Linked DNA regions of Homo sapiens: region 1 is linked to region 2. A link is a loop called in an ENCODE intact Hi-C map of the cell type or tissue named here. Cell type or tissue: PC-9. All regions are shown on one strand. Each heading gives the region's core, and the rest is flanking DNA. Links, peaks and the distances in the headings are about the cores only.

What was found. Hi-C counts contacts between places; a loop is a spot of excess contacts. Peaks named below come from ENCODE experiments on the same cell type or tissue, not always from the same donor. Only the 100,000 strongest peaks of a DNase experiment are listed, where the experiment ranks them.
Region 1: it touches region 2 in a loop (13-fold over the local background); 9 of 110 quality-filtered maps call a loop at or near these places.

Annotation. Positions count from the first base shown.
Region 1 is chr2:159,027,466-159,042,901 of GRCh38, reverse strand. All of the region lies in intron 2 of TANC1 (tetratricopeptide repeat, ankyrin repeat and coiled-coil containing 1), which reads right to left. Among named protein-coding and RNA genes, the nearest start is that of TANC1, 67 kb to the right of the region's middle. RefSeq lists an enhancer at 10,402-13,426. In PC-9, for the core only: a CTCF peak has its summit at 6,667 (motif pointing left); a DNase peak (open chromatin) is centred at 6,671; H3K27ac peaks cover 1,268 bases.
Region 2 is chr2:159,168,626-159,184,061 of GRCh38, reverse strand. TANC1 (tetratricopeptide repeat, ankyrin repeat and coiled-coil containing 1) reads right to left here. Exons shown (of 27, transcript NM_033394.3): 9 at 14,690-14,812; 10 at 13,257-13,538; 11 at 11,790-11,941; 12 at 8,878-9,109; 13 at 7,544-7,710; 14 at 4,899-5,506. Among named protein-coding and RNA genes, the nearest start is that of MIR6888, 10 kb to the left of the region's middle. In PC-9, for the core only: no CTCF peak of the experiment used is centred there; a DNase peak (open chromatin) is centred at 7,361.

The DNA of each region.
Region 1 (15,436 bases), core at 3,561-11,560, 140 kb after region 2:
AACCTCTCTCAAACCCTTAGCATGCTGAAGTCCTCCTAAGCACCTCCTTCCCCTATCTCCTGCCTCACCCCTCAGGAGTCCCAGGTTTCTACGAAATTCACCATTCCCAAACACACCACTCAACTTCACACCTTTGCTCTTTCTCTTCCCTCAACCTGAAACCCCCTCTCTCTCTGGAAATTAGTCATCCTCCAGGTACAGCTCAAATATCACCTGCATGCCCACACCACCCCCCACGGAATCTTGCCAGCCCTTTCTCTGTGCTCAGAACACCTGGTTGGCCTCTGAGTTGCAGCACTGGCTTCGTTCTGCCTGAGCTCCCCTCCTACCAGTCTCTCCAGGGCTGGTCTTCCCTGGTGTCATCCACCACCCTCCCGCTCTCACTCTCATCACAAGCAGAAGCAGATGCTCCATGCACGCTTGCTCATTGAAAGATTCCAACAAGGAGCTCCTGTGACTGACCCAGAGCCTATCTCCCTGGGAAGTGTCCTTTTCACTGCTACACGTCCTGGAGAACATTCGTTTTCAAGGGTGCTCTCCATGTTCAAACACACCACCAACTAGGCTCCTGCCCAAGTCAATCCTGCCGGGCTTCACTGCCAGAAAGAACGGGATCATGTGCAGTCACGTTTGGGCCAAAAAAACCACCTTGGCAGGGCACCAGGGTGCTAACAGGTTTGTGCGTGCCGAGGCTGGGTGGAGGCCTCTCCTCCTCCTAAGTCTGTTTAATGAGGAGCTCCAGAAGACCTGCTGCCTTCCCCACCAGGACTTCAAAGATGAGAACGGAGAATAGGAGGTTTCTCTGGAAGGAAACCAGGGAGTAATACAGGGGATGGGTTCAGCCTTTCCCTGACTTCAGGGTCAGCTGAGATCTCATTTGAGCCAAGCACAGAGGAGAACCCTACATGAACCAGGTGGTCACCCCCATGTCAAATGCCTAATGTTTCCTCAAAAAAAGTCTCAACTCGAACATGGGGTAGGGTTCCAAGATGGCTGAATAGGAACAGCTCCAGTCTTCAGCCCGCAGCGTGACTGACACAGAAGACAGGTGATTTCTGCATTTCCAACTGAGGTGCCTGGTTCATCTCAGCTGGGACTGGGTGGACAGTGGATGCAGCCCACAGAGGGCAAGCCAAAGCAGGGCAGGTCATCACCTCACCCAGGAAGTACAAGGGGTAGGGGAATTCCCTTTCCTAGCCAAGGGAAGCCGTGGCAGACTGTACCTGGAAAATCGGGACACTACCACCCTAACACTGCACTTTTCCAACTGTCTTAGCAAACGGCACACCAGGAGATTATATCCTGCACCTGGCTCAGCGGGTCCCGCTCCCACAGAGCCTTGCTCACTGCTAGCACAGCAGTCCGAGATCGAGCTGCAAGGTGGCAGCCTAGCTGGGGGAGGGGCATCCACCATTGCTGAGGCTTGAGTAGGTAAACAAAGCAGCCGGGAAGCTCGAACTGTGTGGAGTCCACCGCAGCTCAAGGAGGCCTGCCTGCCTCTGTAGACTCCTCCTCTGGGGGAAGGGCACAGCTGAAAAAAAGGCAGCAGAAACTTCTGCAGACTTAAACGTCCCTGTCTGACAGCTCTGAAGAGAGCAGTGGTTCTCCCAGTACAGTGTTTGAGCTCTGAGAATGGACAGATTGCCTCCTCAAGTGGGTCCCTGACCCCCATGTAGCCTTACTGGCAGACACCTCCCAGTAGGGGCCAACTGACACCTCATACAGCTGGGTGCTCCTCCGAGATGAAGCTTCCAGAAGAAGGATCAGGCAGCAATATTTGCTGTTCTGCAATATTTGCTGTTCTGCAGCCTCTGCTGGTGATACCCAGGCAAACAGGGTCTGTAGTGAACCTCCAGCAAACTCCAACAGACCTGCAGCTGAGGGACCTGACTCTTAGAAGGAAAACTAAAAAACAGAAAGGAATAGCATCAACATCAACAAAAAGGACATCCACACCAAAACCCCATCTGTAGGTCACCATCATCAAAGACTGAAGGTAGATAAACCACAAAGATGGTAAGAAACCAGAGCAGAAAAGCTGAAAATTCTAAAAACCAGAATGCCTCTTCTCCTCCAAAGGAATGCAGCTCCTTACCAGAAATGGAAAAAAGCTGGACGGAGAATGACTTTGACTAGTTGACAGAAGTAGGCTTCAGAAAGTCAGTAATAACAAACTTCTCCAAGCTAAAGGAGGATGTTCAAACCCATTGCAAGGAAGCTAAAAACCTTCAAAAAAGATTAGACGAATGGCTAACTAGAATAACCAGTATAGAGAAGACCTTAAATGACCTGATGGAGCTGAAAATCATGGCACGAGAACTACATGATGCATGCACAAGCTTCAGTAGCCAATTTGATCAAGTGGAAGAAAGGGAATCAGTGATTGAAGATCAAATGAATGAAATGAAGCGAGAAGAGAAGTTTAGAGAAAGAAGAGTAAAAAGAAACGAACAAAGCCTCCAAGAAATATGGGACTATGTGAAAAGACCAAATCTACATTTGATTGGTATACCTGAAAGTGATGGGGACAATGTAACCAAGCTGAAAAACACTCTTCAGGATATTATCCAGGAGAACTTCCCCAACCTAGCAAGGCACGCCAACATTCAAATTCAGGAAATACAGAGAACACCACAAAGATACTCCTTGAGAAGAGCAACCCCCAGGCTCAAAAATAAAGGGATGGAGGAAGATCTACCAAGCAAATGGAAAGCAAAAAAAAGCAGGGGTTGCAATCCTAGTCTCTGATAAAACAGACTTTAAACCAACAGAGATCAAAAGAGACAACGAAGGCCATTACATAATGGTAAAGGGATCAATACAACAAGAAGAGCTAACTATCCTAAATATATATGCACCCAATGCAGGAGCACCCAGATTCATAAAGCAAGTCCTTAGAGACCTACAAAGAGACTTAGACTCCCACACAATAATAATGGGAGACTTTAACACCCCACTGTCAATATTAGACAGAACAATGAGACAGAAGGTTAACAAGGATAGCCAGGACTTGAACTCAGCTCTGCACCAAGTGGACCTAATAGACATCTACAGAACTCTCCACCCCAAATCAACAGAATATACATTCTTCTCAGCACCACATCACACTTATTCCAAAATTGACCACATAGCCGGAAATAAAGCACTCCTCAGCAAATGTAAAAGAACAGAAATCACAACAAACCGTCTCTCAGACCATAGTGCAATCAAATTAGAACTCAGGACTAAGAAACTCACTCAAAACTGCACAACTACATGGAAACTGAACAACCTGCTCCTGAATGAGTACCGGGTAAATAACGAATGAAGGCAGAAATAAAGACGTTTTTTGAAACCAATGAGAACAAAGACACAACGTACCAGAGTCTCTGGGACACATTTAGAGCAGTGTGTAGAGGGAAATTTATAGCACTAAATGCCCACAGGAGAAAGCAGGAAAGATCTAAAATTGACACCCTAACATCACAATTAAAAGAACTAGAGTAGCAAGAGCAAACACATTCAAAAGCTAGCAGAAGGCAAGAAATAACTAAGATCAGAGCAGAACTGAAGGAGATAGAGACATAAAAAACCCTTCAAAAATAAAATAATAATAATGAATCCAGGAGCTGTTTTTTGAAAAGATCAATGAAATTGATAGACCGCTAGCAAGACTAATAAAGAAGAGAAGAATCAAACAGATGCAATAAAAAATGATAAAGGGGATATCACCAATGATCACACAGAAATACAAACTACAATCAGAGAATACTATAAACACCTCTATGCAAATAAACTAGAAAATCTAGAAGAAATGGGTAAGTTCCTGGACGCACACACTCTCCCAAGACTAAACCAGGAAGAAGTTGAGTCCCTGAATAGACCAATAACAGACTATGAAATTGAGGCAATAATTAATAGCCTACCAATCAAAAAAAGTCCAGGACCAGACGGATTCACAGTCAAATTCTACCAGAGGTACAAAGAGGAGCTGGTACCATTCCTTCTGAAACTAATTCCAATCAATAGAAAAAGAGGGAATCTTCCCTAACTCATTTTATGAGGCCAGCATCATCCTGATACCAAAGCTGGGCAGAGACACAACAAAAAGAGAATTTTAGACCAATATCCCTGATGAACATCGATGCAAAAATCCTCAATGAAATACTGGCAAACTGAATCCAGCAGCACATCAAAAAGCTTATCCACCAAGATCAAGTGGGCTTCATCCCTGGGATGCAAGGCTGGTTCAACATACACAAATCAATAAATGTAATCCATCACATAAACAGAACCAAAGACAAAAACCACATGATTATCTCAATAGATGCAGAAAGGTCTTCAACAAAATTCAACAGCCCTTCATGCTAAAAACTCTCAATAAATTAGGTATTGATGGGATGTATCTCAAAATAATAAGAGCTATTTATGACAAACTCACAGCCAATATCATACTGAATGGGCAAAAACTGGAAGCATTCCCTTTGAAAACTCCCACAAGACAGGGATGCCCTCTCTCACCACTCCTATTCAAGAGTGTTGGAAGTTCTGGCCAGGGCAATCAGACAAGATAAAGAAATAAAGGGTATTTGATTAGGAAAAGAGGAAGTCAGATTGTCCCTGTTTGCAGATGACATGAGTGTATATTTAGAAAACCCCATCGTCTCAGCCCAAAATCTCCTTAAGCTGATAAGCAACTTCAGCAAAGTTTCAGGATACAAAATCAATGGGCAAAAATCACAAGCATTCCTATACGCCAATAACAGACACAGAGAGCCAAATCATGAGTGAACTCCCATTCACAATTGCTACAAAGAGAATAAAATACCTAGGAATACAACTTACAAGGGATGTGAAGGACTTCTTCAAGGAGAACTACAAACCACTGTTCAACGAAATAAAAGAGGACACAAACAAATGGAAGAACATTCCATGCTCATGGATAGGAAGAATCAATATTGTGAAAATGGCCATACTGCCCAAGGTAATTTATAGATTCAATGCCATCTCCATCAAGCTACCAATGACTTTCTTCACAGAATTGGAAAAAACTCCCTTAAAGTCCATATGGAACTAAAAAAGAGCCTCCATTGCCAAGGCAATCCTAAGCAAAAAGAACAAAGCTGGAGGAATCATGCTACCCGACTTCAAACTATACTACAAGGCTACAGTAACCAAAACAGCATGGTACTGGTACCAAAACAGAGAGATAGACCAATGGAACAGAACAGAGGCCTCAGAAATGACATCACACATCTACAACCATCTGATCTTTGACAAACCTGACAAAAACAAGGAACACGGAAAGGATTCCCTATTTGATAAATCGTGCTGGGAAAACTGGCTAGCCATATGTAGAAAGCTGAAACTGGATCCCTTCCTTATACCTATACAAAAATTAATTCAAGATGGATTAAAGACTTAAATGTTAGACCTAAAACCATGAAAGCCCTAGAAGAAAACCTAGGCAATACCATTCCGGACATAGGCACGGGCAAAGACTTCATGACTAAAACAATTTTGGCAACAAAAGCCAAAATTGACAAATGGGATCTAATTAAACTAAAGAGCTTCTGCACAGCAAAAGAAACTACCATCAGAGTGAACTGGCAACCTACAGAATGGGAGAAAATTTTTGCAATCTACCCATCTGACAAAGAGCTAATACCCAGAATCTACAAAGAACTTAAGCAAATTTTCAAGAAAAAATCAAACAACCCCATCAAAAAGTGGGCAAAGGAAATGAACAGACACTTCTCAAAAGAAGACATTTATGCAGCCAACAGACACATGAAAAAATGCTCATCATCCACTGGTCATCAGAGAAATGCAAATCAAAACCACAATGAGATACCATCTCACACCAGTTAGAACGGCGATCATTAAAAAGTCAGGAAACAACAGGTGCTGGAGAGGATGTGGAGAAACAGGAACACTTTTACACTGTTGGTGGGATTGTAAACTAGTTCAACCATTGTGGAAGACAGTGTGGTGATTCCTCAAGGATCTAGAACTAGAAATACCATTTGACCCAGCCATCCCATTACTGGGTATATACTCAAAGGACTATAAATCATTATACTATAAAGACACATGCACATGTATGTTTATTGTGGAACTATTCACAATAGTAAAGACTTGGAACCAACCCAAATGTCCATCAATGATAGACTGGATTAAGAAAATGTGCCACATATACACCATGGAATACTATGCAGCCATAAAAAAGGATGAGTTCATGTCCTTTGTAGGAACATGGATGAAGCTGGAAACTATCATTCTCAGCAAACTATCACAAGGACAGAAAACCAAACACTGCATGTTCTCACTCATAGGCGGGAATTGAACAATGAAAACATTTGGACACAGGGCGGGAAACATCACACACGAGGGCCTGTCATGGGGTGGGAGGATGGGGGAGGGATGGCATTAGGAGAGATACCTAATGTAAATGATGACTTAATGGGTGCAGCAAACCAACATGGCACATGTATACATATGTAAGAAACCTGCACATTGTGCACACGTACCCTAGAACTTAAAGTATAATAATAATAATTTTTTACAAAAAGCCTCAACTCACGTTCAGCGACAGCTTGCAAATGCTGCAAGAGCTTCTAAGCACCCTAGGTTTTTCCTACATAAGGTTGATGACCTCACTGGCATAGTATCTAAGCATTCACTGCAGGACAGCACCACCTGGTGAACAGTCGTAGCTCAAATACCTGAGGTTTCCCAGGACAGGCTCATAAAAGGGAGAGGGCCCTGGCAGCCAGGAAGGGAATCGTCTCCCAGCTGCTGCATGTCCTTCAGCCAAGTCTCCTTTCATAAAGCACACCTCAGCAGAAAAGGGAGACTCCTCATCTGTCCTAACCACAACCGACAGACAAGTATAAAAGAATACCCATCACAGCCCACAGCACGCCCACTCTCACAGCATGCCCGCTCTCAGACCCTCTGTCCGGAGGACCCACAGATGCGTGTGCACCCTTAAAATTAAATCTAACAGGTCATGTACACATAGACATGCACTTTCTCTTTGGCCTCTTCCCCACCTACAGCAACCCATTTATAAAACTTCTGTAAGGGCAGCAGGGGAAAAGTCCTTTCTGAGTTTAAAGCTACAAAGGCACCACTATAAATTACAGAGTCGCAGAGATCTCAAGGAAGGCAGCTTCCTGAGAGGAGGAAGACTGTCCCTCCAGCCTGTTTTTGTGGTGATGAGATCACAGAGTTTAGATTCTGTATTTGGTCCTACATGGGTTTTAAGGGCCTTCTTTAGTAATTACAGAAAGGAAAAAGGAAGGTCAATGAGACCAGAGAAACTGAGTGGTGTTTGAGAGGTTACTTATAACTACAGCGAGATCACCTATCAGACGCAGAAAAGAAACTATGCCTTGAGATTTTTGTTGTTGTTCTTCAGAATAAATTTTAGATTAGCAAAAAAATTATGAACTTTTACTGTTTTGGCATTCCTGTGTTCAAAGGCCTTTTTCAATGCACAACCCAGCATTTGGGCCCATGATAGTTTTGAAAAAATGAGCATTACACCACAAAATATTCTCATGTAAAAGATGACAAAATATACTTATTGTGGGAATTTTTCTGAAACCTAAAACACAGGAGGTTAGAGACTAGCTGAATGAGAATTTCAAATGCCCATCAATAGCTTTTTCTTTTCAGATCTAATTTCCCACTGACTCCTTCAAAAAAAAACTTCATAGAGAATTATTACAGTTTACCTCGTGGTCATCACTTTCTTGCAAGGATGAACAGACACACTTCAAATTTGTTTATCCAATAGAAGTATTCATCAAAAAAATTTTTTTTCTCCCAAGTACCCTTCTAAAGCCTAGCACTGGGCCTCCTCAGACCACAAGACAAAGGCTACTGTATGTGTTCATGGACCAAAGCATGTCTCCATCGATTCCATGTGACGGTCCAAATCCTCCAGCTGTAAAGGGTTCTGCAGCATTGAACACTGCTTTGACTACAATGTGAGGCCCAGAGAGGCTAAACAACGTGACAAAGACCACTCAGGCAAAGCCAGCGTCGGTGAGTTCGTGAGGACGTTCAAGTCACACTCAACCACAGCACAGTGGAAACAATACCACAGAAATCCTAAAGCAAATAAAAGAAAGCTCTTCTTTCATGTTGAATGCTGCTATTTAATAGAAAGCAAGCTTACATAACAGAGGAAGATGGGAGGAGGAGAACTTCATGGGGATCTGTCCTACATTTGGGGCTTGAGTAGCAAAAGGCATTAAAACATACCAATTTCCATCCCAAATCTTTCAGCTTCCATTTCCATGAGACAGGTGTCCTGCTAGTACTGTTACACTATCAACCGCCCTGAGGTGGTTTTCCATCCCATGGCCCATGAGAATCTCCTAGGTAGCTTTAAAAATTCTGAGGCCTAGAAAAAGTGAAACGGGATCTCTGGGAATAGGGCCCACTGGCGCTTTTCAAACCCGACCAGTTGATTTTAATGTGTAGCCAGGATTGAGAGTCACTACACCTGACCAACTCCCAGCTGTTTCTTTTGTCCTCCTGATGGGGTCAGGTGGGAAATATTTATGCCTCAAAAACAGGGGAGAGAGGGAAAAGCAAATGGACCAGGGAAGAGAGCTGAAGAAAGTTGGAGTGAATAACGATTTGTAGGTGATGATCGCTGGAGTGGGTGCAAGGTGTGGCCCAAGGGAGAAGGCAGGAGGAGGGACAGATTAGGCCATTCACTAAGTGAGCCCTGCATGGCATCTGCATTGAGTCCGGCTGCTTTGGCAGGTAGAGGCAGGGCCAAGAGGCAGCAATTCAAAGCTCATCTGTAAAGAATATTTCCATTAAGTGTTAACTATATGAGAAGTGATATGATGGTTTTCAGATGTGAGGAATTTACTGCACCACTGTATTTGCCACTATGATTTCACCTGTTCTTCTAATAGTCCTGATAGGGTTTTTGTTTTTGTTTTTGTTTTTTACTGAGGATCCATATTTTCTTGCTCACCAAGTTTGACAAAGCACAACGCATTCAAGGATAACTACTAAGAGCCACAGTGCCTGAAGAACAGAGCTTTCCTTGGTATAAAACCAGCTGGCGCACATGCAGGTTGAATGTGACCTTGATTTCATGAGCATCATGATGTTTTCAGATGTGACAGAGGCTGGATAAGAAAGAACCTGGGGTGAAGCCTGCGGGAACACCGGCTCCATCTGAGGTGCTAACCCTATTGTCACTCCCATGTCCCGTCATTCTTAGGAATACCTGCTTGCTACCTGCTCTTCTGTAATAGAGGGACAACCACCAGGCTGTTGAGTCTGGATGGCTTCCCCAATTTCTGTCTCTCATGGGAAGGAAATTCATCTGCTTTGCCTTACCCATCCTTTACCAATGTTTCCCAAAGTGTATCCCATCTGTACTAGAGCAACCTGGGCTGCTCCTGGGCACTTCCCCTCTCCCGCAGCCCATGGGCAATCACACCTGGAGCCCAAGAGACTGCATTTTCATCAGCCACACAACTCAACAGTCTGTGAACCGGTCATACATTTACGATTCTTCCTTTGAAATGAGTTCCTCAGTTGTGCTGCTACATCTGTCCCTAACCTCTGCCACTTCCTAACTGGTGATTCACAAATTCATCCATGGCCACTTACTTGAATCCCACTTGGATCCCACCCTCCCGACACCAAGCCCCTGACTTAAATCACTCTTCTCTGAACTCACACAAGATGCAAAACCACTGCTTTTAATCGGGAGTTTCAGGTCTGTTTGTTCTCTCTCCCAACCACAGACTAGGCTTCTTGATGGCAGGCTCCATGACATCCCACTGAACCTTTTGCAGGGCTCAGTATATTTAGGCTGTACAAACAGTGGCTGACGGACCGGCCAAGGCTTGCTCAGCCCTGGGTCTTCCTCCGTTGAGCTTCTTCTCATTTTCCCTGAGAAAACTTTCACTCTTTCCATAACAAAATTGATTCAGGCAAGAGTAGGAGGAAAAAAGGGGGAGGCCTATCAAAGACAGAAGTCATATGCTGCAACCTCAACTTATCCAGAAAACACCAAGAACCAAGATGCAAATAAGTCTTCAAAGCTGCCAAAATCTGGGGCTCAGTTCATGCACAATGCAGAAGGGAACTCCTAACCCCCACACCAACCCCCAACACCTCTTCACAGGCTCTCCCTCAGAGCCCTCCCACTGTCTTTCAGATTCAATTCTAACAGGAGAGAATATGTGGTTTCCCAGACTGTTGTAAGTTAAGAGAATGGAGGGACAGTGTTAGATCTGGGCACAATGACAGCCCTGAGAAGCTGCGACTGACAGGAGAGAATCTGTAAAATTCGAAACAGTAGATTACAGGCTGTTATATTTTAACAGCCTTTCAATCCCCAAATGCATGCAAGGACGCCAAAAAAAAAGCATTTTAAAGCAGCACAATTCTTGGCTCTGAAAGGTGACCCTGGGCACCAAGAAAAGGTTACTTTGCTCACAGTGTGTCTCTGCCACTATATCCAGGAGAGATATCCACATGGCTAACCTCAGTCCACAAGATCCAAATGTCCTCAAAAATAGGAATGGGGACTGTATCCAACTGCAATGTGCTGTCTCTGTGTGGTCTCTAACACCAACGGAAACCAGGACAGGCTTTCTCAAAAGCACTGCCATTCTGATCTGGAATATTCCATCTGAGTACTCTCCCATTCATTATTCTCATCCATCTTTTCTTACGGTATCTGTGAGTAAAGCTCCTCACCAGATTATAAACTTCTTTGAGCAGATGGACTATGCCTTTGTATTAATGACACGCCCCCTATCTCCTCCTAAGTCACCAATGAAGCCTTCTGAATCTTTGCCAGTTCAATCTGCCCCAGATACCCCAGGGCCATATGACCTTAGGGAAGAAGGTATTTGAATGAGAGTGTTTTTAAACAGCCTAAGCGTTTCTGTAGTCTCTAAAGGTATTAAGTTTTCAACTTTCTTAAAGATGATAAAATTGGTTTAAATGTTAGGATTCTGTGATCAATAAGGCAAGCTTCAGTTGACTTTGGAATCTAATCTGTATGACATACAGAGCCAAGGAATAAATTCTGTACTGTTATGCATGCCCATGTGAACCACAGAGGCTAGGGTGAGTTTTCCCTTGCTCTAAAGCAACCTCACCTCACATATCTTTAATCATTCATCTACTCAGAATGGATTATTGGGTGACTTCATATTTATTTCTTTTTTCCAAAGCTCAGCTTTCTGATTTATATATTTATTTCTCGATAAGTAATAGCACTCAAAAGCACCAATTTGCTTCAGGCTTGGTAAAGAGTACTTTCATGAATTTAACTGACAGTTCTGTAATATAGGGTTATAATTTACACTTGGGAAAAATTGAGGAATTTGTTTTGTCTAAATTGAATTTAAAACTACATCCACTTCCAGATTCACATAAGTAATTCTCAGTTTTCAAGCTCATGATTGAATATGTACCTTACACCCTAAGACCCATTCACTTGCAAGCAGGCTGAAATGACCTACCAGGACACTAAAAACCTCTCTATTTAGGTCTAGGCTGTCAGGACATCCAGGCCTGGCCTGTTGTTTTCAGTGTCCATGGCCCTTCCTTCCCCACAGCTGAAGCCTCTTAACCCTTGCCCCCACACTCCCCTTGCTGGCTCAACCCAGCGGGAATTTCTAAGATAGAGATTTAAATAGCTCTGGCTAAGTTGCTCTTGCTGCTTAACAGGCAGGCCCTGACCTTGTATCCAGTAACTTGGCTTTCTTGCTCCTGCATTCCACAGGCCTAAATCACCCTCTAGCTCAGTTCTGATAAGGAGCCTGAGACCCTCTCTGGATAATCTGCTGCTAACTCCTCAGGGGCTGAGGAGCTGCCTTGCTCTTGGCAATCTTCCAGGGGACTGGAGGTCACTCTGACTCCATATGGCCAGAGAAGGTCTGGGGACATGGGTGCCTGTGTCAGGCTACTCATATACCCTGAGCCACCAGCCCTGAAGACCTCAGCCCCTTCCTCCTGACACCTGGACTCCCTCCCAGCTGCAGTGGCTGGATCTGCTGCCCCCAACTCTGAGATGGGGGTTCCAAGCCCAGTGCCTCCGGATGCATTAGGAAATGACTCATCACAAAAAGCTGAGGGTCCTCTGGCCAGAACACAAGTCATGAGATCTTGATCTTAGCTGTCAAAAAATGTCAAAAACAAAACCCCAACAACAAACTGAGAAAACAGGATCTCTCTTTTCCTGGAGAATTCAACACCCCTATGTTGGCTTTGAGTATGCTGAAGCCACTGAATCCTCTTTTACTAGTTCTAAGGCGAAAACTGAGGAAAATCAGAGAAATGGCTACAACTGTGTCTTCTCTGAATAGAGGAGAATCAGAGAGCTTCTTATCAACCACTTCAAAGCTAACATCCATGATTATTGAAATTACAACTATGAAATAACTTCTGTCCTAGGAAATCAAGTCATCTTCTAAAAGAAAAATAAATGTGTATGTGCATTTTTATCAATATACTTTAAAGATCCAGACAAAAACCCTAGCTGGTTAAAGTGTACTACACTTTAGAATAACATAAAAAACAGCAACCTTCATTTTCTGGTCAAAGATTATTTTTGTAATACCTAGTAATTTCTACAAAATTCTAGCATTTTTTGCTTTCTACCACCATTCCGTAGAAAGACATTCCCCCCTTGGCTTTATATCTTTGCTTTTTGATCTTGTTAACAATCCAGAAAATTCCAACCTTGCAATTTTTTTTTTCACCCCGGGAAGGAATAACACACAGTCACTTAAAAACCAAAAGCAGTGTCAACACTTCTCAATGACACAGCTGCTGTGAGTGACCAGTGAATAAAAGGGTTTTTGTGGGGAAATGTTGACTTCTCTCCAAAATAATTCTCAGTGTTATTGAAGACATGATCAAAAATAGTAGAGGCTGGGTACAGTGGCTCACACCTATAATCCCAGCACTTTGGGAGGTCAAAGCAGGAGGACTGCTTGAGAACAGGAGTTCAAGACCAGCCTGGACAAGATGGCAAGACCCCATATCGCTATGTTAAAAATACAGGCATGGTGGCACATACGTGTAGACCTAGCTACTTGGGAAGCTGAGGCAGGAGGATCACTTGAGACTAGGAGTTCAAAACTAGCCTGGGCAACACAGACCTCACCTCTACACAAAATTTTTAAAATTAACTGGGTGTGGTGGCAAGCACCTATAGTCTTAGCTACTCAGGAGACTGACGTGGGAGGACTGCTTGAGCCCAGGAGTCCAAGATTATAGTGAACTATGATTGTGCCACTGCACTCCAGCCTGGTTGACAGAGCAAGACTGTCTCTAAAAAATAATTATAAGGCATTAGTTAAGCAAGAAATACTAAGTACTTATGATAAACCACAGTGAAAATACTCAAACTATATGGACACTTGGTTTCAAAAGAGGGTGCCTAGACAGGAAAGAACCCACTCTGTATGCCATGCATTACATGGAACAATGCACATGTTCCATATTACAAACCTTTACTTAAAAAGTGAGGCATACGATCCAACAATCTCATTTCTGGGTATTTATCCAAAAGAACTGAAGTCAGGATCCCAAAGAGCTATTTTCACTCCCATGTTCATTGCAGCATTATTCACAATAACCAAAGTGTAGAAGCATCCTAAATATTCACTAACAGATAAATGGATAAACAAAATGTGATATATACACATAATGGATCATTCCGCCATAAAAAAAGGAAATCCTGATACATGCTACCACATGAATGAAACTTGAAGACATCACACAAGAGAAATAAAACAGTCACAGAAGGATAAACAGCACACGATTCCACTCTTATGAGGTATATAAAGTAGTCAAACTCTGCTAGGCACTGTGGCTCACACCTGTAATCCCAACACTTTGGGAGTCTGACTTGGGAGGACCACTTGAGGCCATGAGTTCAAGACCAGCCTGGGCAACATAGCAAGATCCTCATCTCTATAAAAAAATCTACAAATTAGCTGTGTATAGCAGCACATGCCTATAGTCTCAGCTGCTTGAGAGGATCACTTGAGCACAGGAGTTTGAACTTACAGTGAGCTACACTCAAGCCACTGCATCTAGACTGGGCAACAGAGTGAGAGACCCTATCTCAACAATAATAATCATAATTAATTAATTAATAATCAAACTCATAGAAGCAGAGCAGAATGGTGAATGCCAGGAGCTTGGGGAGAGAGGAAAATGGAGAATTGTTGAAAGAATATAAAGTTTCAGTCACAGAGGATGAAATACTTCTAGAAATCAGCTGTATAACATTGTGTTTATAAGTTAACAACACTGTACACTTAAAATTTTGTTAGGAGTTAGATCTCATGTGTTTTGTTTTGTAACCACAATTTTTTAAAATATGAGGATACAAACTCAAGGATTCAGATTACATTAGCTTCAAAGTTCTTGTCCTTTCTACTGTTTCATTTTGTCTACACACAAGAGAAGTATAAACAGTAAAGAATAGGCCCGACATGATGGCTCACACCTGTAATCCCAGCACTTTGGGAGGCCAAGGCGGGCAAATCACTTGAGGTCAGAAGTTCGAGACCAGCTTGGCCAACATGGTGAAACCCCGTCTCTACTAAAAACACAAAAATTAGCCAAGTGTGGTGGTGTGTGCCTATAATCCCAGCTACTTGGGATGCTAAGGCAGGAGAATCCCTGGAATCTAGGAGATAGAGGTTGCAGTGAGGTGAGATTGCACCATTGCACTCCAGCCTAGGCAACAAGAGTGAGACTCCGTATCAAGAAAAAAAAAGCAATTAGCATATACTATGGTTTGAATGTGTCCCCCAACTTTCATGTGTTGGCAACGTAATCCCCAAATTCATATGTGGAGTGGAGGTGAGGCCTTTGGGAGGAAATAAGGATGAGATGAGGTCATCGGGATGGGGCTCCCATGATAGTACTGGCGGCTTGAAAAAAGAGGAGAGACTTGAACTGACATGCACGCTCTTGCCCTCTCGCTGCGTGATACCTTCTACCACGTTATGAAGCAGGAAGAAGACCCTCATTTGAAGCTAAGCAGATGCCAGCACCATGCTCCTGGACTTCACAGCCTCCAGAACTGTGAGAAATAATTTTCCCTTTTTTATAAATTATGCAGAAGGTGGCATTCAGTTATAGCAAGAGACGGACTAAGACTGAAAATTGGTACCAAGAATGGGGTCATTGCTATAACAGATAGCTGAAAATGTGGAAGTGGCTTTGAAACTGGGCAATGAGTAGAGGCTGGAAGGGTTTGAGGGAGCAAGCTAGAAAAAGCCTGTAATTGCTATAAGTGGAGCATTAGGGGAGATTCTGATGAGGGTTCAGAAGACGAGAGCTAGGGAAAAGTCTGAATCTTCTTCAAGATTTGCTTAAGTGGTGGTGGCCAAAATGTTGGTAGAAATTTGAACAGTAAAGGCCATTCCGACAA
Region 2 (15,436 bases), core at 3,806-11,805:
AAAGTTGGTCAGACAGGAGAGCCTGTGCTCTTAACCTGCGGAGCTTGAGTCCTCCATTCATTCACAGCTACACCTTATCACTGGCACCACGTCTGACGGGGGGATTCTATGGGGGAACAATGCAAGGTGCTTCCATTGAGAAGCTCTAAGCAATGGGAGGGGACACGCAAACGATATGCAAGTCAGTTAACTGGGTGCTGTGAACAGATTCCACGGGAACAAAGAGGAGGCAACCTGCCCCGTCACTCAGGCCCCGGTCCCTCCTCCTTACATTCCCAATTTCTCCTTCTTTATGGATCTTTCTCCACACTATCTCTCAGTGATGTTTCTGACAATGTTCCAATCTCCTGTGTTATTAAAAAACAAACAAACAAACAAAACCACCCGCCCCCTAAGCCCTTCCACCTCCCATCCCAAGACGCTGGCTCCCTCCTCTCTCTCCTCTCAACCCAACAGGCGGAGTCTCCTAAGGATCCAGGACCCTCCTCCCTCACTGAAAATCCAATGGCTTCCTCTTAACCGTCATTTCCCTTCACCTCTTGGCAACACTTACATCCGTAAGGTCCCTCCCTGAAACCCTCCTCCACGCCCTGGAAGCCCAGTGCTATCTTTTCTCTAATGACATGAGCTTCCTCACCGAGTCATGCCAGACACCTCTCCATCAGTGATGCTAGATCTTCAACTGTCAGCTTCTCCTCCAACCTGCCGACCCGCCCTGGCGCTGGAACCTGTCTGCCTGGGACAGACGGCTATCTTGCAATCTCAACTGCTGAAAACTAAAACCAGCTCTGTCCCTGCAAAGCCTGCCACATACCACCTGCCTTTCTTACCCTTCCCAAGAGCAATGCCACACCTAGTTTCTGGCTCTTCTTCCTCTACTCTGCCCATGAGGCCAAGCCACAAGAGCTACCTCATGTCAGCAAGGCCCGTCTCTAACCCCAGTCCCCCCAAGTCCCCACTCCTGACTGCTATAGTAGGCCCTATACACTCTGTGCCCTGCACACTCCCTTCTGCCAGCTCTTTCCTCTCCTCTGTTCCATGAAAAAAGGTCAAGTCAAACTAGATTTGCTGTTGCAGAACACGGCCTGCTCATTCTGATGCGACGTCTTCAATAGCTCCTCCTGTCTGCAACAGCCTTGTTCTACCTACTAATACCTATTAACTCCTCGAGTTAACAGAGAACAGAGCTAATAGGGGACTGTTCCAGATGAGACTTCCTGTGCAACCCCAAAAAACTGATGGATCTTAAAAATGGTCATCAGTGGCTTCTAGTGCCTACAGAGACATGACAATGTCATGCGCCTCCTGAGAGAGGTACTCACCACCACCTACTAAGTGTCCTTGTTTAAAAATATAGAATCTGAACAAGCCTCTAAACTTCACTACCAATTTATAGGAAATAGGGGTGAGAGGAACACATGAAAAAACATGAGGACACAAAATTCAGATGATGGGAAACTATACAGGATGAACTACCCAGCTGCCCTTTTTAAACAAATAAATTTTGAGGAAAAAGAAAAAAAGATGAGGAGAGAAACTATAGATTAAGAGAGATAATCGAATGCATTTTATGGACTTTTTGGATCCTGATGTGAACATACTAAAAAATAGAAATTTGAGCATGGCTAAATGTTTAAGATTATTAAGAATTTGCATTAATATTTTAGGTGCAGTAATAGCGTGGTTAAGTATGAAAATATCTCTAAGATGAATATTCAGTTATTTAAAGTAAAATGTCATGTTTACAATTTAACATACTTCAACAAAAAAAAAGGAAACAGATGTAGCAAATATTGCAAAATGTAAATATGTTTAAGTCTAGGTGATATGAATGAAAACTCTTTCTTTTTTTTTGAGACAGTTTTGTTCTTGTTGCCCAGGCTGGAGTGTAGTGGCACGATCTCGACTCACTGCAACCTTCGCCTCCTGGGTTCAAGCAATTCTCCTACCTCAGCCTCCCAAGCAGCTGGGATTACAGGTGCTTGCCACCACACCCGGCTAATTTTTCTTTTTTTTGTATTTTTAGTAGAGACTGGGTTCACCATGTTGGCCAGGCTGGTCTCGAACCCCTGACCTCAGGTGATCCACCCATCTCTGCCTCCCAAAGTGCTAGGATTACGCACGTAAGCCACCGCACCCGGCCAGACTCAAACTATTCTTTATCTTCATAATTCTATTTCTGGAATGCTAACCTAGGGCATAATCAAAACTAAGAGAGAAGAAAGGAAAGAAGAGAGGTAGTACATCGTCTTAAGATCTGATTTAATAGCTACCAGCACTCAGTGAGAAGACACTCATTTTTTATAGATAAGGAAGGAAGGCATGGAGAATTAAAATATATTTCATGCAGAGAAAAATATACAAGAATCAATGGAAGATTTGAATCCAGACCTGCAAGGCACCAAGACATGACAGGTTGTTCTGTTTGTAAGTAATTTAGAAACAACTTAAAAATCTAACGAGGGGGCCGGGCGCAGTGGCTCACGCCTGTAATCCCAGCACTCTGGGAGGCCGAGGCGGGCGGATCACGAGGTCAGGAGATTGAGACCATCCTGGCTAACACGGTGAAACCCCGTCTCTACTAAAAATACAAAAAGTTAGCCGGATGAGGTGGCGGGCGCCTGTAGTCCCAGCTACGTGGGAAGGCTGAGGCAGGAGAATGGTGTGAACCCCAGGGGGCGGAGCCTGCAGTGAGCTGAGATCACACCACTGCACTCTAGCCTGGGCGACAGCGAGACTCCGTCTGAAAAAAAAAAAAAGCAAAAAAATCCAATGAGGGTATAGTGAAGTACATAATAATTTGCCTCCTAGGAGTTTTGCACAACCATGAAAAATGAAAATGACACTTTTCTAAGACTTCTAACAGCTTAGTAAGGTGCCCGTGATGTGTTAAGCAAAAACCCAGATAAGAATTCCAAGAGAAAAAGAAGATTGGTATATCATTTAAAATGCTACAGAAAGAGGCAGAAATAAAAAATGAACTGTCTTTGTCTGAGGGTTGAAATTTTCTGCTTTTATAATTAGGGCAAAAATACGACAACTGGGAGTTGGGGAAGAAATGCTACCATTTTTCGAGGCCCAACCCACCATCACCATGTTTTAAAATCACCTCCCCAGGCCCCTTTACTTACGCTGGGAGCTTCTCCCTCTTGTGAGGTCCACATGAAGTGTGCCTCCCTCTCGCATATCACCTCCTGCCTCCCCTGCCCTGTGTGGGAAGCCCTGAGAGCAGGGTCCTTGTCCCAACAATTGGTGTCTGCCACAGTACTTTGCACATAACTGCATATAACAAAAACTGTTGCTGAACTGAATCCAGTAGCTTCCTTCCAACATTGTTCTATATCCTCTCAATTGAATGAAGCTCAAATACTACAGGTGTCTTGGGAAAATGGCAACAACTCGCACCACCCAGGAGTGGGTGCTTCCTTAAATTCTGCACCCTTGGTACCTCTCTTGCCTCCACCTAGTCCAGGTCCTGCCCCAGGGGATGTCCCCATGCCTGCTTTTAAGAACACAGTGGCATTCAGGAGCCCACAGGCACCCACCCTAGCTCTGACCTAGGCTACATAACCTCAATGCCCACCAATACCCAAAATGAAGCGAAGCTTAATGAAGACTACAGTCCAGCCACTTTAGCCTCCAACCCAGTAACAACCTACACTCCTGATGGAGTCTTTCAATTTGTTTTTATGTCTCTACAAACTCAGCTATAGTCAATCTTCCTAGAAAATGACTGGAATTTCCCTAGAAAGTAATCTGACTTGGCTAGAAATGTCACAGCACATGTTTCACCTAGCTATTATGGTCTGGCTAAATAACCTGGATGTTAGTTTATTGCCCCAAACCAGGTTCAAAAGATAACAACAAACCTTCAGCCAGTGTTACTGAAGAAAATAATAACAGCCCCAACATGAACAGCAGCCAGGCCTATCAGGTGGATGTTCAGTCAATATTCACAGGGAGGAAAGTGGCTGTGAGGCTCCCAGGGCTCACCAATGCTTGTTCACCTCTTCATTTCTGGATCCCAGCATCTGGTCAAATGCCTAAGGGGTCAGCTGAGCAGCTTGCCAGCCCTGTTACTACAGCAGGGGGCAATTCTGGCTCACAGATAGCCGAAGCCACTCGAGACAGCAGAGACACAGGCCAAAGCCAGGGCCAAGTGGAAGTTGGGGGCTTGCCATATACATATCTGAACGCATCTGCATCCTCAAACTTTCTGACCTCTCACACTGTTACCAAGCCACACAGCAGACAGGCTTCCTTCCCCATCCCACTGTGATAACAGCGGCCCAGGCAGCAAGGAGAACTGCATCCCAGCCTGGTCCAGTCCACCACACAGAGCTCATCCACAAAGGGTGAAGGGTGTGGAGCGGGGAGGCTAGATTGGATCATGGTGCTCCCTCTGGGCTCACAGATATACCTGATCCCTGGGACAAGTCACTCCATGTTCAAGGGGTGGCAGGGGAGTGGAGGTGCTGAGGACCCATGACAGTCTGCAGACACACAGGGAACTCCCTCTAGAGAAGCCCCCTGTTCCCAGGGGCTGATCTCACACATTCCCATGCATGATCCTGCAGAAGCTGGGTGGGGGAGGAGACGGGGCTCCATGAGACAATGGACAGTAAGGAAGGACCACACAGGCACCACCCAGCTTCTCTTTTATCCACATGTACCATCCATAAGGGAGTCCTAGCAATTAGAAGGCAGCTTCTGTATAGAGAATTCCCCATTGCCCATCCTTCTGCCAAAAAGGAAGAAAAATAATAAAACAAAGCAGTAACACTGAATTAGTCATTCTGGATTGCCCTTCCATTGAGACACGTGCATCACATTTAAATCCTTTCCCCAACTGCACACGAGATTCCCTGCAAAGAGCTGAAAGAAAGCGCCTGCCGTACCTGGGCTCACACAGGAAGGCCGTGTTTTCCCCGTCTGCTCTCCATACAAGCCACTCCCTGAAGGACGGGTGGCAGAACATGCGGGTTTTGTCTCGCCTCTTAATGAGGAAGCAGGAGAGGGCGTCCATCCTCTGCTGAAAGTCTTCCCATCCCTGCTCCCCCTGGATGTGGCCAGCATTAATAGCCTGAAAGATCTGCTCGTCTGTCATGGGGTGGAGGGATGCGAGGGCCACGTTGAGAATCGGAAGTGCCCTCTCAAAGGCGGACTGGGTCATGAACTTCATGTTGCACTGAAGCAAATAGAGCTCAGAGAGAGACACGGGCACCACCTTGTAGCTGGCACTCTTAATGACCAAGTGGCCCCTCTGGAAAAGGTCCAGGGTGAGCTTGAGGTACAGGTAGGAGCCGAGGCTCCGCAGCACCAGGTGGCTGCTCACTTTTCCAATGAGTGTGGCATCGGCCTTGCCATTCAGGGAGATGTTGCTGAGGATGTCCTGGCTGCTGTGCACCCTGTGCTGGACGTAGGCGTGCAGGTCACTGTGGATGTCTTTGTTGTCTGGGAAGTCATCTAAGGAAAGCTTGACAAATGGCAGCGCACTTATGATTTCCTGGGGGAGAAAACAAAAACCCACAGTGTCACTCTAAAGAGATTCCTTTTTTATTTTAACAGCATTTTAAACCAGATTCACTAGTTTTGTTTCAAGGAGGATTTTCATGGATTACAGGGACTCATTGTTTTGTATTAAAACGTGTAATAGGATAAGGTGAAGATAAAAAGCTTATGTGAAAGAAATCCTGATGGGAGATGGAATCAGTAAGTGCTATCCTGAGGCCCTCATCCAAGGACCCTGAGCCTAGCAAGCAGAGTAAGAGCCCTGTGCAGACAGCGGCAACGAGGCCAGGGCCAGTAAGGGCAGTGAGACTCTGCAGGTGACCTGATACCCATAATCCTTACACTGTGAAACTGCTTATATAACAAGGACAAACACCAACCAACACTGCACATCTAAGAACACGGCCAGACGCCAAGATAAAAGACATCCTTCTTTATGCAGCAAACACTGGGGCTGTGTAACCCAATCAGGAAATCTGAGTCTGCCCCTGGGCTGTGTCTCAACGACAGCGCATCTTAACAAAGCTGCCTACTTTGGTATAGCACGTTATTTTATGAATTGCTTTTTTAAAGTAAACTTTTAAATTGAAGTCTAACAATGAACATATGATTTGTGTACAAATGACAATTGCACAGTGTCACTAATTTTCACTAAGTCAAATATACCTATGTAACCAGCACCCAGAAACAAAACATCCTCAGCTCCCAGAAGCCTCATGTGCCCTTCCCATCTCTTCCCCATTCCAAAGATTAAGCACATCTGACACCTAAAAGCAAAGAAGAGTTTTGCCTTTTTAAAAAGACTTCCCACTATTGTTTCTGAAGTATTTAAATGCACGTGCTCATTTAATATAACAATGTAGATAAAGAGGGCAGAATACAATTATTCCCATTTTACATGGATGCTATCTGAAGCTCTGAAAACTTACACAGCTGGGAAGAAGAACGTAAGATTCCTGGTTCCTATGATCTACTGATGGACAAATTGTGCTTACTATGTAAAAAATGACTGAAAAATATACAAACTGAATGTCCAAAAAACACGCATCAAGTTCAACTGAGGTCTAATTTCAGTTTTTATAATGAAAAAATTCCAAATGCTGTTTTTAAATAAATATCATAAAAGGGCAAAAATCAAAACCTAATGTCTAAAAGTCTTCACTGAAAAAGGATAGGTATAGAAGGAGTCAATGGTTAAGACACAATTTCAGGGTTTAAGTGAGGAAGAAGATGGAGGAGAAAAAAAAAATCACCCTACCCCTCGCTGCAAATGTTACCTCATGCTTAAGTTTTGTGAAAAAATAGACCTCTGGGAATAGGCCTTAAAAATGTTTCACCTTCAGCCAGGCACAGTGGCTCATGCCTGTAATCCCAGCACTTTGGGAGGCCAAGGTGGGTGGATCACCTGAGGTCAGGAGTTGGAGACCAGCCTGGCCAACATGGTGAAAATCCGTCTCTACTAAAAATACAAAAATTAGCTGGGCATGGTGGCAGATGCCTGTAATCCCAGCTACTCCGGAGGCCAAGGCAGGAGAATCACTGGAACCAGGGAGGCGGAGGCTGCATTGAGCCGAGATCATGCCACTGCACTCCATCCTGGGTGACAGAGCGAGACTCTATCTCAAAAAAAAAAAAAAAAAAAATCTTTCACCTTCATTTTTCCCTTCAAAAAAACACAAAGCCCCACAGTAAACCCTTGCAAATAACTACCAGCAGGAGTAGCTTTAAACTCTGGCAGGCCTCTTGGCCCCACACACTCCATGACGGTAACCAGGGCTAGATGCCACCATTTGAAAAGTGAACGTGCAATTCGATGCCAACAGGAAACTTACCTGACATCTTGATAAATATACCTGGGGCTAAAAAGGTCAGAGTTTCACCCAAGTCTGGCTCTCTGGACTAGTTTTTCAAATTCTTAACATAGTTTCCAATTCAAGCAGCTGAATGGTTTACAACAGTTTTACGTTATTAACATTTATCACTGTAAAATTGGAATGGGGACTTGGAGAAAGATTTGAGAATTCTTTGTTACCTGAAAATTTGCTCTTACAGTCACAATCAACTTCAACCAGGCAGGAAATTTAGAAATAATTTTGGTAATAAATGAAGAAAGCGTATCTCCATAATCAGGTTTATGAAACTCAGCTTCATTTAAGCCATCTATCAAAATAATGTATTCTTCTTCAGGAATTTTCTGCTCTACAGGATAAAATAATTTTTTCAAATTAAGAAATTATACATTTCTCTAAGACAGCAACACCCAGTGTATTTTAGTGCCCAGTTTAGTGTTAGAAACTAAAAAGGTTTACATATGGCACAAGAAACAGTTTTCACAGAAGCATATTTTCTATTAAATTTATAATGAAAACTGGAGCACAGAGCCAAAAGAAAACCAATTCTCACAAAACAAACATATTGCATGACACATGTTAGCAGAATCTCACTCGTGTATATAACACAGTTAGCTCTTCATAAACCACTGTCATTGGGGTGGGCTACACAAAGATAATGAACACATACAGAGGCCCAATCCGGAAAGGTCACTAGGTCCCCCCATGAGAGCTCCCCAGTGGATTCCAGGGAAGGGAAACTGACCCCCTCGCTGCCCCCAGCCCAGGGCAAACTGCCCTGGCCAAGCCATACAACCAACACAGCGTGAGAGCTCCACGCTACCGACTCCTCCAACAGGGCTCTTCTCTGCGAGCCTGAATCTGGTTTTCTATTTATTAGTGCTGATTTTCTGCCCAGGCAATAGAGAAGAAATGATGACATATCTGTTTTCTATCCCTCTAGCACCTTCCAGCAGAGGTGCCATGTGGGCAAGTAAACAAGCTCAAAAGGTGAGGAGTCCAGGGCAGAGAGGATGGGAAACTGAAGGGCCCATCAGGTCACTGATGTCCATTACCTTGTCGGGGACAAACAATTAAAATGGAAACCTTTAGAAGTCACTTTAAGGTTTCAATTCAACTGAGCAGAGGCCCTGACAAATATATATGCTGGAAAATTCCTCCAAATAATCCACTTATTCCCTCAGATACTTAGGAGTGCAAAATACGCAACAGTCTTCTGTGGTGCAAGTCACCTAAACAGCCCACACTTACAAGCTGACTACTTTGGAACTGCTCAGTCATCACATTCATTCTTATCAGGGTGCTTCTTTTAACACTATACCATAGGGGTGGTGTAGGAGCGACCTCATGGGGCTGGTTCTGAGAAAGAGGAGTGGATGGGCACGGAGGCTTCGACATCCTCTCCATGCTCCACCTCACTTCTACCCCAGCCCGGCTGACCACCTGCCTTCTGGGGACCACCTGTGTCTGCTGTACCACTACTGAGATGGGGCTGTGGGTAGCTGCTGCGAAGTACCATTTCTCAGGTTTGTGAGTGGCTCCAGCACTCCCCTCTTGAAAGCTGCCACCGGGTCCTGCACACAGGATCGGAGGCTCAGCATGCTCTGTAGTTGGGGCTCCTTTATCAGAAGGTCTCTGTAGGCGGCCAGCTGATGGGACCGGCAGAGCAAAGCTGCGATGCTGTGCACAAACTCGGGCACCAGGCAAGTGTACGTGTTGTCAGCCTGGCAGTAGTGGTAGGCCACCACCTAGGGGGAAGCAGAACCGTCAGCATCACCTCACCCTCTTCACACAGCTCCTTCTGCAATCTCAAACAGGAACACAACTCTGCCCATTCGCTGGTAACAAGATACATAGCATCTATTCCCCAAGACTGGGTCATTTGTTAGCATAATTGTTCCATTTATTCCTTCCTTCACTTATGTGGTTTGCAGACCTTTAACTGCATCCACAAAGCCATCTTGATTAGCATAAAAATCAGCACAAGTTATTTTTTTATTTTTGTATTTAATATAAACAAACAGCATTCATAAAACCTAAAACCTACCCTGGCTTACAGCAGCTCCAAGCCATCCTAATATTCTCAACATCAAAAAGTGCCATCTTCACTAGGTTTCTGTTCTCAAGAGCAGCGGCACCTCTTTAGGAAACCCTTTTGCTGATCCCAAAAGGCAGATGATAAACCCAGTGGCTGTGAGACCGGGGCTGTAGAGTCACAGCAGCTCCTTCTCCTGGTCAGGAGGGTCAAGATCTTGGCCCCTCCCCACACCCACACTGCATCAAGGGACACTGTGGAGGAGTTCTACAGGGGCACTGTCTGAAGAATGAAACCCGAAATCACCAAATCTCTGCCCATCGTGTGGAGAGATAAGTTGGAGTTGAGAGGGAGCTGCCCAGGTACTGAGAGGAAAAGGAATGGTCCCTGTTCCAAGGGACCTGCAGTGTCAGCAGGCTGTTTGTGAGAGGGACCCCACGAAAGGGCCAGACGCTGAAGTGTTGGGAATGGGAGGCGTGCTATAGATAGAAGAAAAATCCAATACTTTTCCAAAGGAGGATGATAGGAGAAACACAAGTAGAAGGTAAGGAAGGAAAAGAAGAGCAAAACACTCGTGCCAAGAGCTACCTGTTTTTTGGGAGTATCTGCCTTGCTGCTGTCCCACTGGGTGCGGCAAGCGCCTGCAGGAAGTAGGACAAGAACCACTAGCCACAGTTCATCACTGAGGGCACCAGACACTGAGGTTAGATGCCTTGCCAACCTGACACAGATAGTCAGGGATGTGGGATTAGATCCCAAGTCTGCAGACTCTTTAAAAGGCAAGTGGCAAAAGTAAATGTGCAACAGCTTTTCTCTGGCCAACCTGGAGTTGCCATGAGACTTTTGGTTTAGATTAAATTTATCATCAACAGAGGAAAGCTGGCTGCTCTCCAACTCTCACCTGGACAGAAATTAGCAGGGATACATGTGAGGATCCTGTAAGCTTGTGCAAACCATCATGAGATGTCCAGTACCACAGTCTCACATGGCATTTGACAAAAACAGCTTGGCAACCCAACAGTGGGTCATGAAATCTATTTATTTATTTATTTTATTTTTTTGAGATGAAGTCTTGCTCTGTCACCCAGGTTGGAGTGCAGTTGCACAATCTTGGCTCACTGCAGCCTCCGCCTCCTGAGTTCAAGTGATTCTCCCGCCTCAGCCTCCCGAGTAGCTGGGATTATAGGTGCCTGGCACCATGCCTGGCTAATTTTTGTATTTTTAGTAGAGACGAGGTTTCAATATGTTGGCCAGGCTGGTCTCCAACTCCTGACCACTGGAGTGATCTGTACGCCTCGGCCTCCCAAAGTGCTGGGATTACAAGCATGAGCCGCCAGGCCCGGCCTTGAAATCAATTTAGAGCCACAATTTTTTAAAAAATAAACTTAGGAACACTAGAGTGTATTATAGGATATAAGAATAAACATAGTTCTAAAATGCTTTAGTTATGTGGGTGATTATGTGTGAGTGATCTCTAGTGTAAGATGTATCTCTTATGTGGGTCACAGTCAATGGAGTTTGAAAATCACCATAAGCAGGGATGGCTTTGAAGTCTGCACTACATCACTCATCTCAAATCACCCACTCATGACTAGAGGACTGTTCTGAACCAGTGGTCAGAACCATCAGGGGTGATGGCGCCAAGAGCAGTCATCATCCGGAAAGCAGAAGGGACGGGGATCTGGTGCAGGGCAAGATTCGGTTCAGCTCCCCTCACCAACCTCCCCACAGGGCCTCCTCACAAGGTGTCCCCATGGCTGCTGGCTCCAGCAGCTCTCCAGCTCCACCGACTCACACCACTGCTGCCCAGGGAAACTTAAGTAGCTCACTAGGAGCAAGGGATGTAACTGCTTTAATGCAGGAGTGCGGTTGGTGAGCCAGTGATGGGTGCTAAGCAGAAGAAAAACTTCAGAAAGACCTTGATGATCACAAATTTAAGAAGGGAAAGTTAGCCAAGGAAGGCTCTATTACAACTTCACGAGAAACCTCTGTCAGAAAGCCAAGGAAACCAAAGGCCTCAGACAACAGAGTGCAGGGGAAGAGGTCTGGGTCAAGTCAAAAGCTCCCAATTTCCTGCTCACATACCAAATTAGGAAGAGCACATGCAGATAAGCATGGATTTGTGGCGAGTGCACATGCTACCTTCTGCTGCCTTGAGGAACTCTTTCAATCCATTGTTTAAGATGGATCAGGTCCACTGCCAATGTCTTAAAACAGATACTTACTGTCATTCACACTTTTACTTGGAGAACTGTATCACTATTTCATTAAAAGCTATACTTTATCATTAAGCAGTTGTCTCTGTTTTAAGCTCCCTTTTCCAATCTACTTCTCAGAAACCAAACCAGCAAATCTCTCTATGTGGAAGGCTCCAATAAAACAAGAAAGATTACCTTAGAAGCAAGATATTTCACTGCATCCTCTCTTGGTCTCTGGTTTTCAGCACTGATAGACCCAAGAGGTGTTTTAGCTGTGCTGGAAGCACTTGTGGAAGAACTCGGTGAAAGCAACGGAGTGAAATGAAGATCCTGAGTGGGGTCAGAGGCTGCAGAGAAAGACCCATTTCATTATGTACATCACAGTAGGAGCAGGGTGTGGTATTGAATATATTTCTTGATTTGTGCCAGGGCATATTTTAATAAGCAAGGAGTGAACATGGTCCAAAATTCAGAGGTCCACATGAGAGCACAGGTTCCCATCTGTCTGCCACCCAACTGGTTCCCCTCCCTGGAGAACAGCCATCAGTGTACTGTTTCCAGTTTCCTCTATTAAATTTTTTTTTTCTTTTTCTTTTTTTTTTTTTTTTTTTAAGGCGGAGTCTCACTCTGTGGCCCAGGCTAGAGTACAGTGGTGCCATCTCGGCTCACTGCAACCTCGACCTCCTGGGTTCAGGTGATTCTCCTGCCTCAGCCTCCCAAGTAGCTGGGATTACAGGCACCCGCCACCACACCCAGCTAATTTTTGTATTTTCAGTAGAGACGGGGTTTTACCATGTTGGTCAGGCTGGTCTCAATCTCCTGACCTTAGGTGATCTGCCCATCTTGGCCTACCAAAGTGCTGGGATTACAGGCATGAGGGCAGTGGCACAATCCCAGCTCACTGCAGCCTTCATTTACTGGGCTCAAGCGATCCTCCCACCTCAGCCTCCTGAGTAGCTGGGACAAAAGGCAGGCACCACTATGACTGGTGAATTTTTTGTAGAGACGAGGTCTCCCTATGTTGTCCAAGCTGGTCTCAAACTCCTGGGCTCAAGCGATCCTCCCACCTCGGCCTTCCAAAGTGTTGGTATTACAGATGTGAGTCACAGCGCCTGGCCTATTAAATTCTTTTGTGTCTTAAAAATCTCGCATGATTCACTTGTTCACCATGTTTAGAGTGGGTTTATTGCATATGAAATAAACAGTAAATAGTCAAACATTTGGCTACTCTATCCTATGTCTTTATAATTTTGGAAAATCCAATACAGAAGACGAAGGCTGTGCCAAACAGGGTACAAAAGAACTCCACATTAGAGTCCATCTGAGCTTGTTCTACCAGGAGCCCAACCCCTTGCTCTTAGGGCCCCAAATTCTCCAGGACACTTGATCAGCCTCACTGGCCCATCTCTGCCTGTATCTAAAGGAAGAGGGGGTTACAGTTCAGGAGGACATCAGGGAACACTGGCCTCGCCCCAGCTTACAGCTGAATACACATCATGATGGAGGGACATATTGAAACAGTTCACTTCACACATGATGGCAAACCTGATATAGTAGCTGCAACAACTTGAGGAAAATTGGTATTTTATGTCTATGTGAACAGCAATTTCCTCCATCTATCTTATGTTAATAAACTAGACAAGTAATTAAACATGCACGTACTTTTAGGTGATGAACCCGGGCTGTTGGAAGCAATCTGCCTCATGCGGCTTCCGTGGCAGCTCAGGGCCACCAACTTGGAAATGATTGCCGTCTTCCCAAATCCCACATTGCCAACCACCACCGCGCCTCTGTTTTCTGCCAGTTCTGTGTTCCTCAAGTTTTCTTCTATCTGGTGAAAGAGCCAATCCCTTCCCACAAACACAGAGTCTGTTGTTATGCTTGGTACTTCAAACAACAAGGGTTTCAACAAAATGTCTTGTGGCTTGTAGGGAGCAAATCGTGCTTCAAAAGAAGAAAAAAAAATTTTAGAAAAATGTCATAATTTTATAAACTAAGAAACTCAAATATTATTGCTTGTGTGTTACACTAAATCCTTAGCTTTACCCCCACTAGGATCTGTCTGTAAGCATTTCCAATCTCGTTCTATTAATACTTCTGTAATACCTCAATTACCATACCCTATTGGACCTATTGGACCAATAGGAAACTAGAGTGTCCTATTGAAATTACTCTCTAGTCTTGTCATGGCTTTGAATTATTCTCAGGACTCAAGGCAGACACACAGAGGATTAGAGAAAGCCATGTGAGGGGCCAAATCATGTCTCATTGGTTCATCTGGAACTGCATTTAAGACGTGCTTCTTCCCTGCTGTATGAATAAAACAGAAACATGTTTTCCCTAGAAATAGGGCTCTGCTCTCATCCAGGTGTGATGACTCTGCCTGTACAGTGAGGCTGCTGTGTACCTCACACAACTGTGTTACAGGTAGACAGAGAACATGGCCAATACAGTCCAAGTGTTTTTTTTTTTTTTTGAGATAGTTTCACTCTTGTTGCCCAGGCTGGAGTGCAATGGCACGATCTCAGCTCACTGCAACCTCCGCCTCTTGGGTTCAAATAATTCTCCTACCTCAGCCTCCCAAGTAGCTGTGATTACAGGTACCTGCCACCATGCCCAGCTAATTTTTATATTTTTAACAGAGATAAGGTTTCACCACATTGGCCAGGCTGGTCTCAAACTCCTGACCTCAGGTGATCCACCTGCCTCGGCCTCTCAAAGTGCTGGGATTACAGGCATGAGCCACCGCGCCTGGCCTAGTCCAAGAATTGAAACAAAGCTTATACTTTATTAGTAATAAACACCTAATGAGTGTTAAACTACCCCTCACTTCAAAACTACCCCTCACTTCAAAATAACTTACTGCAGAATTACTTTTTCAATTCCAGAAGCAAGTTAATCACATATTTTAAAGGAAGAAGCCCCAAACTGTTGAGGATGACCTCTTAGCACACCTCACAGATATGCTTTTAGCACAAACACACTTTCCATCATGTTATAAACACAGTTGGCTTCAATGCTGGTTATCACAGACTTTCAAAGTTACTGACTGAGTTAGTCATAACCATTATCGCAGCTGATGCCAGGATAAATACCTTTAACTTCCTGTGCCCTACCTCCGGCCGTATTGTGCCATGGTAATCTAATTGACGTCCGTAGAGGAGCATTTCTCTGCCCGTCTAAATAACTCAGATCTTCCAATTTGGTTGAGCTTGTTGCTGTAATATTAAACTGAAGTTTAGTATCTTCAAAGGTGACTTTAAATTTCATACCTAAGTGACTATAACTTATAAATCACTAAGCAATTCAGTTCAGGCTTTCAACAAAATTTACTTAAACTTCATTTTGATATTGTTTGCCCCAGTTTATTTTTCTGGCAGTATCATTAGTTGAAAAGTGGTAAAAACCAAATGCTTCTTTTTCTTAAAGTTATGTTGACTGAGTTGTCAGAATTCTCCATTATTCCTGGAAAGAGACAGAATTCACCATAAAGTGTTTGATGAGGAAATCTGACAATCATGTGGCACACAGCAAAGCTTCAGTACTTAACACCACAAGCAGGTGGCATGCTGCTAGATTCTTCTCTGCAGCTCTGGGGAGCTTTCTGCTGTTTGGAATTCCCAACTTATTAATTAAATGGGCAGATTCTATGTGTACAATTCCACAGCACCGAGAACACTAAAAGTTGGCTCAGTAGTAATAGTATAATCATATTCCTAAGCTTCAAATATATGTGTAGACTTATATACACATTCTATATCATACCGCATTTTTTGGTGTTTTTTATTATAAAAATAAGTTATGTTTACCTCTGACCAAGTCAGTAAGACTCATATCACCTA